Linked DNA regions of Homo sapiens: region 2 is linked to region 1. A link is a loop called in an ENCODE intact Hi-C map of the cell type or tissue named here. Cell type or tissue: Calu3. All regions are shown on one strand. Links, peaks and the distances in the headings refer to the core of each region. The heading gives the core; the rest is flanking DNA.

The links. A loop is a pair of places that touch in the nucleus more often than their neighbours do. Peaks named below come from ENCODE experiments on the same cell type or tissue, not always from the same donor. Only the 100,000 strongest peaks of a DNase experiment are listed, where the experiment ranks them.
Region 2: it touches region 1 in a loop (21-fold over the local background); 12 of 110 quality-filtered maps call a loop at or near these places.

What each region holds. Positions count from the first base shown.
Region 1 is chr7:88,832,325-88,838,772 of GRCh38, reverse strand. The region is part of intron 1 of ZNF804B (zinc finger protein 804B); the gene reads right to left. Among named protein-coding and RNA genes, the nearest start is that of TEX47, 40 kb to the right of the region's middle. In Calu3, for the core only: no CTCF peak of the experiment used is centred there; a DNase peak (open chromatin) is centred at 3,432.
Region 2 is chr7:88,543,877-88,550,324 of GRCh38, reverse strand. No RefSeq gene overlaps it. Among named protein-coding and RNA genes, the nearest start is that of ZNF804B, 210 kb to the left of the region's middle. RefSeq lists an enhancer at 3,277-3,571. In Calu3, for the core only: a CTCF peak has its summit at 3,437 (motif pointing left); a DNase peak (open chromatin) is centred at 3,384.

The sequences.
Region 1 (6,448 bases), core at 1,911-4,410:
ACAAGATAGATTCTATTTCTCTCAGTTTTCAAGATTAAGAAACAAAGGCACAAAGAGTTTACAGGGTTTGACCATGGCCCTAAAATGTCAAATCAAGAAAGTCTGAGCCCCTGCTCTTACCACTATAATGTACTCTGTAAATTAGGAGAAACTAAAAAATGTGTAATAAAAGATATTTAGTATGTTAAAATCTACTTAATAGTATAGGTAACAAATCTATTTTGAGCTTTAAAAATAAGCAAACACTTTTTAATTATAGAAAAATACTTTCAAGCCCCTTCCAAATAAATACTTCAAATAATTTTCCAAACACTTCAACAAGGATATCCCATGTGTTCTACTCTAAAATATTGAAACCACTGTAACATGTAACAAAACACTTAGCAGAATAATATAAAATGGTGTTTAAGAATACAAACTTGAGAGACAGTCTGCCTGTGTTTAAATTTTGACTTTTTTCACATTAGCTTATGATTTGGGAAAATTATGTCTCATTTTTCCATTATCTATAAGGAGGCTATAATAGTATTTATCTTATTGTACTTTCCTTACAAACAAAAGAATTGAGCGTATTTTAACAGAGCTTTGATTGGACCAGGCATGTGATACATACTTGAATAATACTGGCTTTATCTGTATATGATATTACAGTGATTAAAAAAGCAATTTTAAAATGTTTTTGTCTGTGAATCCCTTAATACCCTGAAATTAATTGAAAATCCCAAAGATTTTTTTAAGTCAGTTATATTTATCAGTATTTCTCATAAAAGAAAAAGTTGAAAAATTAAAATACTTATTAATTTAATTTAAAACAATAATACATGTATTATATTTTTAAATAAATAACACATTTTAGTAGAAAGTAAATATATTTTCTTAAAAAACTTGGGGAGATTAGTGGTGGTATTTTACATTTTTGCACATCTCTTTAATAGATGGCCATCGAAAGTCAGCTAAATTCTCATATATACTTGTGAGTACAATCTGTTGCAATATGTTATTTTGAAGTACTTGAAGAAAATTCAGTCTCACATAGATACGCAGTTGGAAAAAGAGGAATATTTTAATATAATTTCCAGATAACTGTGAACGTTCTCCCTTGATACTACACTAAAACTTGACAATTGGTGACTTATTAAAGCTTCATTACAATGTGCAATCTGAAATCCATTTAATAAATATTATTATGCCCTGTTACATTATACTGTTATATTAAATTGTATATTCCACTCTTTAAATGGTCTTTCACATTTGCATAATTTTCTACCATTGATCACTGAAAAATATGATTTCACTGAGTTATGCAGTTCTTCCAATACTAACATGTTTTATTAAACAATAAAAAATTTATTTGTTAATATCACCACATCCTTATCAGAAAAATCTAAGTATTGGGAAGCTCTCAACTCACAGTGGATGTCACACAAGTTTTCCAAAATTTCGATTTCATTTGACAGCTTCAATTTTATCACTGGCAACAAATATTGATCACTTATTTTGTCTTGAAGTTACAGGATCACTTCTTTCATTTTAAAGTAAATGTTTGCCATATAGCCAAGCATGAATAACCATAATTTGTCTGTCAGTTACTCTTTACAAAAAAAAATATATTGTGTACCATGAAGAAAGGGGATTGTTTAGCTCTCAACTCAATCAATTGGACAAGTGCTTTTTTGGGGGCAACCATCTTATTTTGATATGCAGCAGAAAAACTTTATGAGGACTTCCTATTTTGTTACAATAATAGTAAACATATATGTCCTTTCTGGCTTGTGGCAAAGAAGAACTAACAGAAAATAGTTTTGCCCTCCCTGAAACAAACAAAAGAAAAACCAAAAACTATTAATCAAGGTTTTTCAAAACACTGGACATCAGCCAACAAAGAACAGAGTTCCTTGTCAGACAGGAAATAAATGAAGTGATTCCTACATCGGCCCCCTGTTCACTCCTCTGAATAAGGCTGATGGACTTCCAAAGGTGAGGAGACTTGGAATCCAGGTGGCAAGTGTTTGCAGGACAGAATACTGGGAAAGAGCGAATTGCATAGAGAGAGAGAGAGATAGCATGCTCTGGAAATCTGCATAGAGACCCTCAAGTATTCAGTAGAATGTTGATCAACATTCATTTACTCATTTGTGCATTTATACATTTTTATATATTTATAATTTATTATTTCTAGTATTATGCCCTCTAAAGGGTAAGTATTTGAAGTAGATACTTCGTTTAGCAACTTCCTAGAATGATAATAATTTTACTTAATTTAAAAATAGAACTCTATCTGAATGTAAATGTTATTGTTGTTCTTGCTTGACTACCAAGTGATTCTTTGTGTAGTCCAGAGTGATTTGATTTGCTGCCCCATGGGACTTTTAAGTCCAAGCCTTTCACATCTTTTCCAGAAAACATGTGATCTCTACTTTTGAAATGATCAATGCTACCTCATTATTCTTGTGTTGTTACCTAGTCACTTATTGTGATTCAAAACTTCTGTGGAATTTATCTATAACTTCAACAGAATGAGAATCAAGGCAATTTATCTACTAGAAAATGAAGGTTCAAGTCTGCCCCAACAATTCTTCTTTTTGGAACCTGGCTAACCTATTATCTCAAAACGTGGTGTTAACTAATTAATGTGTATGACCGCCAGAGGTGATCAAAGGATCACCTTGATCCCTTGTATATACCTTGGCTGTCCCTTTGATACAGTATCTTTCTAAGTGGTTATCATATACCAGGATTGTTTAGTAAGAAAATATCTGCTACAACATCCTGTCATTTATAAATTGTTTTTACCTTTACAGAGAATGTTTGGCTCACTCAAATTTAATCCTCTTTACTCTTTCCCATAGACTAGCTACACAAAGATGCACAAACACATATACATGCACACAATCTGCATATGCAGAGCTTATATGAGCTCAAATATTTATATTTTCTTTTTCTTTTAGGTATTTGCTTTCATTTTGCTTATAATTAATAACTATATATACATGAAACAATCTTAAACACTGAAAAAGGATATATGTATATGCATATATAGAATACCTGTACACACACATTCTACATAGTTGATAAAATAAATAAAAAGCAAATATCTACTATCGAAGTTACCCTTTCTTGGCATCATAACTACACCATTGCAAATTTTATTGTAACTTTTCCTTTAAATTATATTTTGAACTCATGGCTTTTTACAGATTCAAATTATTTTCATTTGAATTCAAGCTTATTTAAGCTTACATTTTTATCCATTGGCCAGTGATAGCCTTCTTCAGTGGGGTTCTTTGTCCATTCAGGAATAGGTTTGATATATTTAAAAACACTTTTTGCTTTTTGCAATAATAGAAAATTCTGTGCTCATTCTGAATGATCTCTCCTCCAACAACAGAATGAGATCTCTAAGAAGGCCTGGTTCCCCTTTTTTGACGGGGATTAAAATTCAATATATCGACACAAGGGGGCAATCAGGAGTACTGGTGATGTGAAGGTGTAGCTACTTCTATTGCCAGCTTCAGAAGCTTTCAGCAACAGAGATAGAAAAGTGATTTCATGATCTTGGGTTCACACTAACTTCTAAAAATTAAAGCAGTATGCTACTGTATCCTGATTTCCTTGCAGCATGTAATTTTATTACCACTAAAAAATGTTAATATTACCAATGTGTAAACTCCAATTTTAAAGTAATATAAAAATAGAATAAAACTCCAATTGATTAAAATACAATGAGTACTACAGTTCCGTTCGTAGGAGACCTCTGAAAGTTCAGTAGTGTCTTTTCTATATGAGCATTATTTCCTTGTACAAAAGAAAATGCTGCAGAAATCCAAAGAGGGCTGGTGCCTTTCATAGATGTCAAAATTCTGTCATATGTTGTTCTGGACATTTTGCAAGTGAGTATTTCATCATACTTTTATTAAGAATGTATTATTTTTATTTTTTCCCAAGAGCTACATTTCTAGCAACCAAAGTATCAAAGTATAAAGAACAAGGAGATTGAATGGCGAAAAATAGTTTGGCAAACAGAGCATCTGACATCAATATAGCATCGTTCAACTTAAGGTGATGTTTTGTTCAAACTACTTTATTGGGATATAATATATATATATAGTAAAATATATACACAAAGTGAGCGTATAGTTCAATAAATTTTGACAAATATAAAAACCCATAATACCATCACGCCAATCAAGATAATCTATAAATCATTATAAAGTAAATCTCAGAAGGGGTTCATAAGTTTCTTCAAGAACTTTCTATTACTTTAACTCCATTATCCATTATCATGTGCGTTTTCAATTCTGCATTCACAAGATTATTAGAATTACTTGTCTTTTAAGCAACTGGAGATGACTAGTTTTTCTTGTATAGACTATATTGGAATTCTAAAGCACGAATTAATATGTGTGATCAGCTTATTGTCTTAATACATAATACTAGGTTTTTAGCTACACTCCTGGTTATAATAGCTGTAACAGTCACAATTCAAAAATAATTCGCAATATAGCCTACATTCCTTCATGTCATTCGTATATTATTACATTTGGTTAAAATAATAGTTACCTATAAAGGCATTTTGTGTAAAATTGTTTTAACAAAAAATAATTCCATATAGAACAGCCATTTACTCTCAAGGTAACTTTAATTTCTGGAGTTCTAATTCTTTCTGATTATAACCTCCCACTTGACCTTATATTTCAAATACAGGCTAATCTGCTTGGAGTTCACTAGAATGCATTTAAATTCCAAATAGATGCTGAAAACTAGCCCCATTTCTGGATAAGAGCTTTCTCTGTAATTGTTTTTTCTTTTTTTAATTGTACTCTACCTGAAAAAACATCTGATCTCATTTTCTGAATAGTGTTTCTGATAAAAAGAAAATAAGTAATTTTGGCATAAGTATAAAAATGCACTAAGTTACATAAATCTACTGGAAATTTGGACCTAGCCTTGATCTTGTCACTAAAGCCTTAAGAAAATCACCCCAAGTCTCTGGTTCTCAATTTCCTCACCCTAGTGAAATAAATTCACAGAGATGCAATCAAATTATTTGAGAAGCTTGGCTTTCTCACATGAGGTCAATAGACTTAAGGCTCTCCATTAAGTTAATAATAAAACAAACATTCAAATATGATGGCAACTGATTTTTTGCATTATATTATTAGCAGAAATAATGAATTGCTCTTCTAGAACCAGTCTCTTTCAAACTCGCAGACTCTAAATTTTCCTATCTTTTACTGGTCCTAAAATTTATTGAGGGCCAAGTCCCTGACTTTCTACCTTCTTCATCTTAATATTGTAACTCCCTAGCAACATGTCAGATACATGTAATCACTTGACTTTTTTGTAAGAGCTAAAGAACCTGTTAACCCTCACTACTGCCTTACAAGACAGCAGTTTTCATCCCATTTTACGGATTAGAAAAATAGAATCAGAAAAGTTAAGTAATTTCCTCAAATTCTCACAGTAAATAACAGAGGTGAGATTGCATCCTCAAATATTCTGAAGTTAGAAAGGGGAGATAACTAGTTAGAAAAACAAACCTCTTTTTCCTATCATCCTTGAAACTGATTAATGTCAACAATACTTACTTTTTTTTAAGCGGAAGATAGAATAGCAAAAAAAAAAAGCAGAAAGGAAATATTGAAAGAGGATATAAAATATTAAATTGCAAATTTATATTATGCAAATATAAATTTACAACAGGTTAAAAAATAAAAGCATTCAATAAAAACAATCAGATTTTAGCATGAAGACGACCATTCAAACTGCCCTGGCCTCACTGCACTGACACTGATGTATTTTCAAATCGATGGTCCAGCCTAAATTCCTCAGAGTTCATAGTGCAAGAAATGGCTACATCAGATATGGTGCAACTATGCTTTTTTCAATGTGGCTATCAGGCCTGTTCCTAAGGACATTATTATGGGAGAAGGTTGATTTCTGTGCCAGTATTGTTTTGTTTTGCTTCCCCACAGGATGATAGTGCAAGCAGTGAGCTATAGGCTAGGTTCGGCCTAAGGGAAATTTCAAACAGCAATGACTGAAGTCAGCAACAGTTAAGATGGAACCAAACACATCTTCGGCCAAACAATTTGATTCTGATTCAGGAAATGCCATAAAAAAATCAAATCTATTTTATATCAATAATTCTTCCCTAGATTTTTTTTTTTGCAGGACCAAGACTATTTGTATTCTAATTATAAACCCAGAGCAGAAAGGAAAAACAAACAAACAAAAAATAGCTCCCGCTTTTATCTCAGGTACAGAAGGAGACTGTGTTGTGCAGGTCTAAAATTCTCTGATTTCTCCACAAAACTTAAGAACAAGCCATGCGCATCTTCCATATACAGATTCAAATCAATTTTAAATTACACTGAAATTAGCTTGGGTGGGAAGGTGTGCTGGTTGTCTGCATCTTTAAAAACATTCAGTATGTGTTTTAAGGTAT
Region 2 (6,448 bases), core at 1,909-4,408, 290 kb after region 1:
CAAACTCCTGACCTCAAGTTATTCACCCACCTCAGCGTCTCAAAGTGCTGGGATTAGAGGCATGAGGCGCTGTGCCTGACATCTCAGCATTTTGAAACATTCATCTCAACATCTTGGTACTGGGTGATTATAGTAAAGCCAAATATTAATTCTTAAAATGAAAGAATTACAATCATACAGTCTTTCCTCTATCTATATCTCAAATCATGGAGGACTACAAGTGACTTCAAGTAAAGGAGCAAAAGGAAAAGAAGGATCATTGTTGTGTGACAAAATGACACTTTGGCTTGGGAGATAAAATGTCCTGTCTTTGGCTTAACCTCATATAACGGGTAGAGAATAGATTCTCAAGTCCACAGCTCTTTGAGTTGGGTATCTAGCAGAGCTCATCCCATTCTAACTGAACATACTCCTTTAAGCTCCTCAATAGATGGCATTATCCAGAAATTTATACAAAAATAAGGAAAAGAGTGGTTATGTAACTTGTCCAAAGCTACACAGCTAGAGAGTGGGGGAATGAAGCTCAAACATAGAACTGTTTGACATTAAAAATGTTCTTGTACTCTGCACCAAGTTATGATTTAAATTTAATATAAGCATTGAGGAGAACAGCAGCTTTCACCTGAAAAGGGAATAATATTGGTGTGCACAACAGTACCTAGAGACAGCATCAAGACACCCCATGGTAGGGTATCAAGAGAGGCTGAAGCACAATAAAAGATAAGGCATCAGAAGTAGTGAAAAGTACAAAGAAAGGAAAATGAGAAGGCATCAATAGTAACTTCACCTTTTCCCATTTTGTTAACCCTATGCATTATTTCAGTTATGCCCTTAACAATACCATATAGTGTGGTTTTCCCAGGATAATTTATACCTATTGTCCTGCATAATTATTAGCAAAAATTTTTTATTTAGATTATAATTTATATGTCCACTCTATTTAGACTGGAACGATGTGTATTAGCAAATGATTCTTTAGAGAAAAAAATGTATCTTATGAGAAGGATCCCTTTTAAGTTGGGTGTAATTATAATTAAATGGTAACCAAAAATATTTTGTGCAGCTATCATTTAAGTAACTCTGTAACTCATTGGCTTCTACTTTTTAGTAAATCAATCCAACTAGGATGACTGTTTTGTGAAGAATCCTTGAACTCATAGAAATATTGTTATTCTCATTTCAGAAAGTGGTCTCTCTGGTCTGGGCATATTGCCCACATTCACAGGTAATTGTTCTCCATCTATCACACTTACATGATTATGTAAATGGTAATTCTATGTTCAGTATAAATTTTCACTTATGCTTTCAAATATGAAATAAAGCCTGTTTAGAGAATGAGAAACTACCAACTCTGATTCTTAAAGTTTAGTCCCCAATTTACCTTGTATTTATATCTTAATTTATATATGTGGTAAAATAAATGGTGACAATGTTTTTAAAATGAAATGGGCTAAAATATATTTAACTGCCTGCAAAAGCTAGATAAAATTTCTAAGTTTGTTTAAATGTTATATAGTTACAGTTTATAATAAGTCATACTTTGTCAAACTGCTACACAAAAATATGTTATCTAGATCAGGCAAAAGGAGCCTTTGGGCAGAGTTCAAGGTAAATTCTGATTGTGCATGTCAAGTCACTGATAAACCTAAGAGAGGAAATTGGGAAATATAGGTGCATATCTCCCTAAGAGATCTCTGTAAGAAATGGAGTCTCTCCTGCCAACATCAGATCACTAATTAACTATGCCACCTTGGACACATCATCTCACTTCATTAGAGCTGTTCCTTCATTTACAGAATTAAGATTTGTGGTTTAAGGCTTTTCTGGCTGTAAAATTCTAGAAAATATAATATTTTGACCACAGTTTGAAAAAAAACTCATTATTGTATGTTAAGCTTTTTGAATCCTGAATAAAAGAAATCAGTATGACTGTAGGACATACTGAATGTTTACTGTGCATCAAACACTGTGCCAGGTACTCTCTTTATGTTGTAGCTTTTGATACTTAAATAATCCTGTGAAGGGCTGAGGAGGAATGCTATACCTGAGAACAAGACACTGCTACAGGAGTTAAGAAGAAATCACTTAGGCAGGTAGCAAGGGTATGGGAGTCTTCAGTAAGGCTTTCTTTTTAATGAAAAGCAGCCCCAAACCATTTTCTAACAAAGAGCAGCCTGTAAAGTCCAGCTGCAGACGCAGACAAGCAAGCTGGGAGTTTGCACGGGTGAATGCTGGCAGGAACTAGGGACTAGACATGTTCAAGATGGCAGCTCCATCTTCCCTCTCTGCCAGCCATGTGTACAGTAAGGAGCAGACAAGATGGTGCTGGCCAAGGGGAAAGTTCATTTCCATTACAGGATTAGGGTGGAGAGACCAGCCTTCCCCACACACTATGTAAACGTCATACCTGATCAAACCAATCCATGAGCCCTACATAAATCAGACACCACCTCCTCAAGCTGAACTATAAAATCTGGCACATGTGCCACCAGCTGGTCTTTTCCACTTTTCCACTCAAAGAACCCTCTCTCTAGAGAGAGAGAGAGCTGTTTTTCTTTCTCTTTTCTTCTGCCTATTAAACCTCCACTCCTAAACTCCTCATGTGTGTTCATGTCCTAAATTTTCCTGGTGAGAGAAGACGAATCCTGGGTGTATACCCCAGACAATGTAGCCACTTCATATGGGGGACCTCGTCTAGGATACCAAAGCACAACATTCACTGAAACAGTGAGTAGAGGAGCGGACTCCAACTTTGTCCTCTGTTTTCAGGGCTCTCAGCCTCTATTTTAGAAGCAAATCAAATCAATAATGGGCATCCGTTAGCCAGTTAAAAACACAGCATGGCTGTCATTCTTAAAGACTTGCATGTGAGGCTCGCTGGGGAGAACATGGAGAATCCCCCAGTACCCACGAGTTCCTGGGCATATTAGCTATGTTTGAACCAGCTTACTTTCATGGAGGACTTAGATGTTACGGGGGGCTGGAAGAGGTTTTGAAGTGACTGAAGATTTCTGGCTGGGGCTACTCCCCAGTGTTATCCAAAGGCTTCTAGACTGACCCCAGCCTCCGACCACCCAATGGGGTGCCAGCAACAGGATCTCCAACTTTCCTATCATAATTTCCTCCTTTCCTATCTGCAACCACCATATCTCCTATCCTCTCTGTGTATGCAATGTGTGGGAAGTTTTACAGTTCAGGGAAGTAATCTTGTTTGGCAAGATCAGGGAATGTCGTAGTAACCAGGGATATAACTCAAAGGGTGTCTTTGTGATTTTCTAGGAAGAGAGGGTCCCCCCTCCCACAGTGAGTATCACTCTCTGCCGTTGGTCTGGAGAGCACATGGAACTTCCAGGTCTCTCTCTGCCCTTGGTCTGGACAGCACATGGCATTTCAAGGTCAACAGCACCACCTAGTGGAATAGGGATCCTCTCCATGAGGCACATTGTAGGTCCTTTACCAAAACACTCTAGCTTCCCAATTCTCTTCTTTTTTTGCACTTCTCTACTAGAAATCAGGCTTCATGTTGCTTCTGTAAACTGGAAAATTCTGCCTTCAACAACTAGGAGTAAAATATCCTCCAAAGCCAAATTTTAGTCTCTATACTGTCCCATCAATAGTCATTTAGTCCCTATGTTATTTTAAGGCACCTATTCTGCCTCCAATTAGAATGGTACTTAATTAGTAAGGGAATTTTAAGTTCAGAAGTTAACCAGAACCATTCTCTAAGGGTGAAGGCTTTAGCATGGGCTATAACAGCAGTATATAGAGCTCAAACTAGCACACTACCTCTGTTAAGGAGGGAAGTGCAACAGTTGCCTGAATGCAACTGTCACATTGTCTCTCCCAAGATCCTTTTTTTTTTTTTTTTTTTTCCTGAGGAGCCAGGTAGGTCACAAAAGTCTAGGAAGTCAAAGGGAAATCACAGGCAGAGGACTAAAATCACATGGATGACTATGACTAATCCCAGTCTCTTAGTTCCTCTGTTTCCACAGCTGGAGGTCATGCCTGCAACCATGGGCAGCACATTCAACAACTTACCGGCACCCAGGAACCATGGAGAAAAAAACCAGCAGCGGGGACACCCCCACTGTCTTCCCATCCACCCTGGGTCGCAAGAAAAGTAAGGAGACTAAAGGAATGCCTTTTTCTCACTTCTCTTTCTAAATGGGTAACAGACCATCTTCAGCCTGCACCCCTCTGGAGTGCATTCTGAAACACAAGGACTCTTTGACCCTGAGACTTTGAACAAAAAGCAGTTCATTTTCTTTTGCATGAGGGCATGACCTTCTTATGCTCTTGAACCAGCCTGACCTTTGGAAGGGAGCCTTAATTTTAATATTATCCAACAATTAGATCTTTTCTGCAGACAGGAGGAAAATGGTCCAAGGTAACTTATGCATAGGCTTTCTTTGCCCTGCAAGACAACCCAGACTTTGCAAGCATTGCACAATCAACCCAGCCCTTTTAGCAATCATATCTGGCAGGACCAAACTGAATGATTCCCCAAGACTAGAAAAGCAACTTCTGGGGAAACCATCTGAGGCAGCTGTTGGGTATCCCAGCCCTTCTAGTTCCCCTTATCTGGGGCCACTTCCAACCACACCACCAGCTCTTCTACCTCCACCATCTCCAAAATTTCCCACTCCCCGACCTTCACTCTTACCCCTACAGGAAATGCACAATGGAGGTGATGTCACTAGGGTTCAAGTTCCCTTCTCATTTTAGGACCTCGGGCAAGTAAAGGGAGACTTAGGCCAATTTTCCGATGACCCTAATAAATATGTAAAAGCCTTCCAAAATTTAACTCGGGTATTTGACCTCTCATGGAGGGATGTTACACTGCTCCTAAGCCAAACCCTAGGTCTAAAAGGAAAAGAGAAAATAGGAAAGGGAAACACCATTCCCAATAGAAGCAGTTCCTCTTGACAACCCTAACTGGAATCCCAGTGGTGCTACAGATGAATGGAAAAGAAAACATTTTTTAATGTGTGTATTGGAGGGCCTATAAAGAACTAGGGCCAAACCCCTTAATTACCCTAAACTGTCCATGAGAAGAAAATACTGCAGCCTTTATGGAATGACTGAGAGAGGCACTAATAAAGCACACAACCCTATTCCCTGAGTCAGTGGAGGGACAATTCATCCTAAAATACAATTTTATTACACAGGCAGCTCCCAATATTAAAAGGAAACTGCAGAAGCAGGCTATAGGACCAGATAGTACCTTAGAGAACTCTCTGAAGGTGGCCACCTCAGTCTTTTATAATAGGAACCAGGAGGAGAACCAGGAGAAAGAAAGGAAGAAAAGGGAAGGACAGAGGCTCTAATAGCTGCTTTGAAGCCTGGCAAAGTCCAGGATCCCCAAGGTGCATCCACTAGTTGCTATCAGTGTGGCAAGTCAGGGCACTTTAAGAAGGAGTGTCCAGGTAGCAAGAAGAAACCACCATGACCCTGTTCAGCATGTGGCAGGGACCACTGGAAATCAGACTGCCCTTGAAGATGAAGGTCACTGGGTTCAGAACCAGTCTCACAGATGGCCCAACAGGACTGATGGATCCCAGGGTTCAAACGCCTGGCTTCAGCAGCTCAAGCTGCCATTACAGCACTGGAGCCTGAGATGATTCTGGAAATTGAAGGAATGAAGGTAGATCTCCTTCTGGACACTGAAGCCAGCCTCTCTCCTTTCCTCTCTAATCCAGGCCTCTGCTCTTCTTATAACACAACCATCAGGGGCATCTCAAAAAAAACTCTAAATTGATATTTTTCTCAACTCCTTAGTTGCAGATGAGGAAACCTAATGTTTACACATGGCTTTTTAATCATGCCAGAAAGCCCCACTCATTTATTAGGTAGAGACGTTTTAGCTTGCATGAGGGCCAGCATCCTTATAGCCCCAGGACAATAGCTTTGTCTCCCACTGGTAGAAGCTAATATCAATCCGTAAGTGTGGACAACTCAAGGGAAAATTGGTCAAGCTTTAACCACTAGCCAGTTCAGATATATCTTAGGGATCCCACTTCTTTTCCTAACCAGGAGCAATATTCCCTAAACCCAGAGGCTAAGAAAGGGCTAGAAGCTATTATTAATAACCTGAAGATACAGGGTCCTCTCAAACCCTGTAACAGCTCCTACAAAAACCTAATATTAGGAGTGCAAAAACCCAATGGGTAATGAAGAGTAGTTCAGGACCTCTGCCTCATTAATGCGGCCAAAGTCCCAATCCATCCAGTAGTACCTAATCGCTATACCTTGCTGACCCAAATATCTGAGGGAACTAAATGGTTTACAGTCCTAGATTTAAAGAACGCCTTCTTCTTTATACCATTACATCTTTACTCTCAATACCTGTCTGCCTTCAAAGATGCCTCTGACCAAACCATCCAGTTAACATGGATGGTGCTGCCTTGGGGATTTTGAGATATCCTTCATTTGTTTGGACAGGCATTAT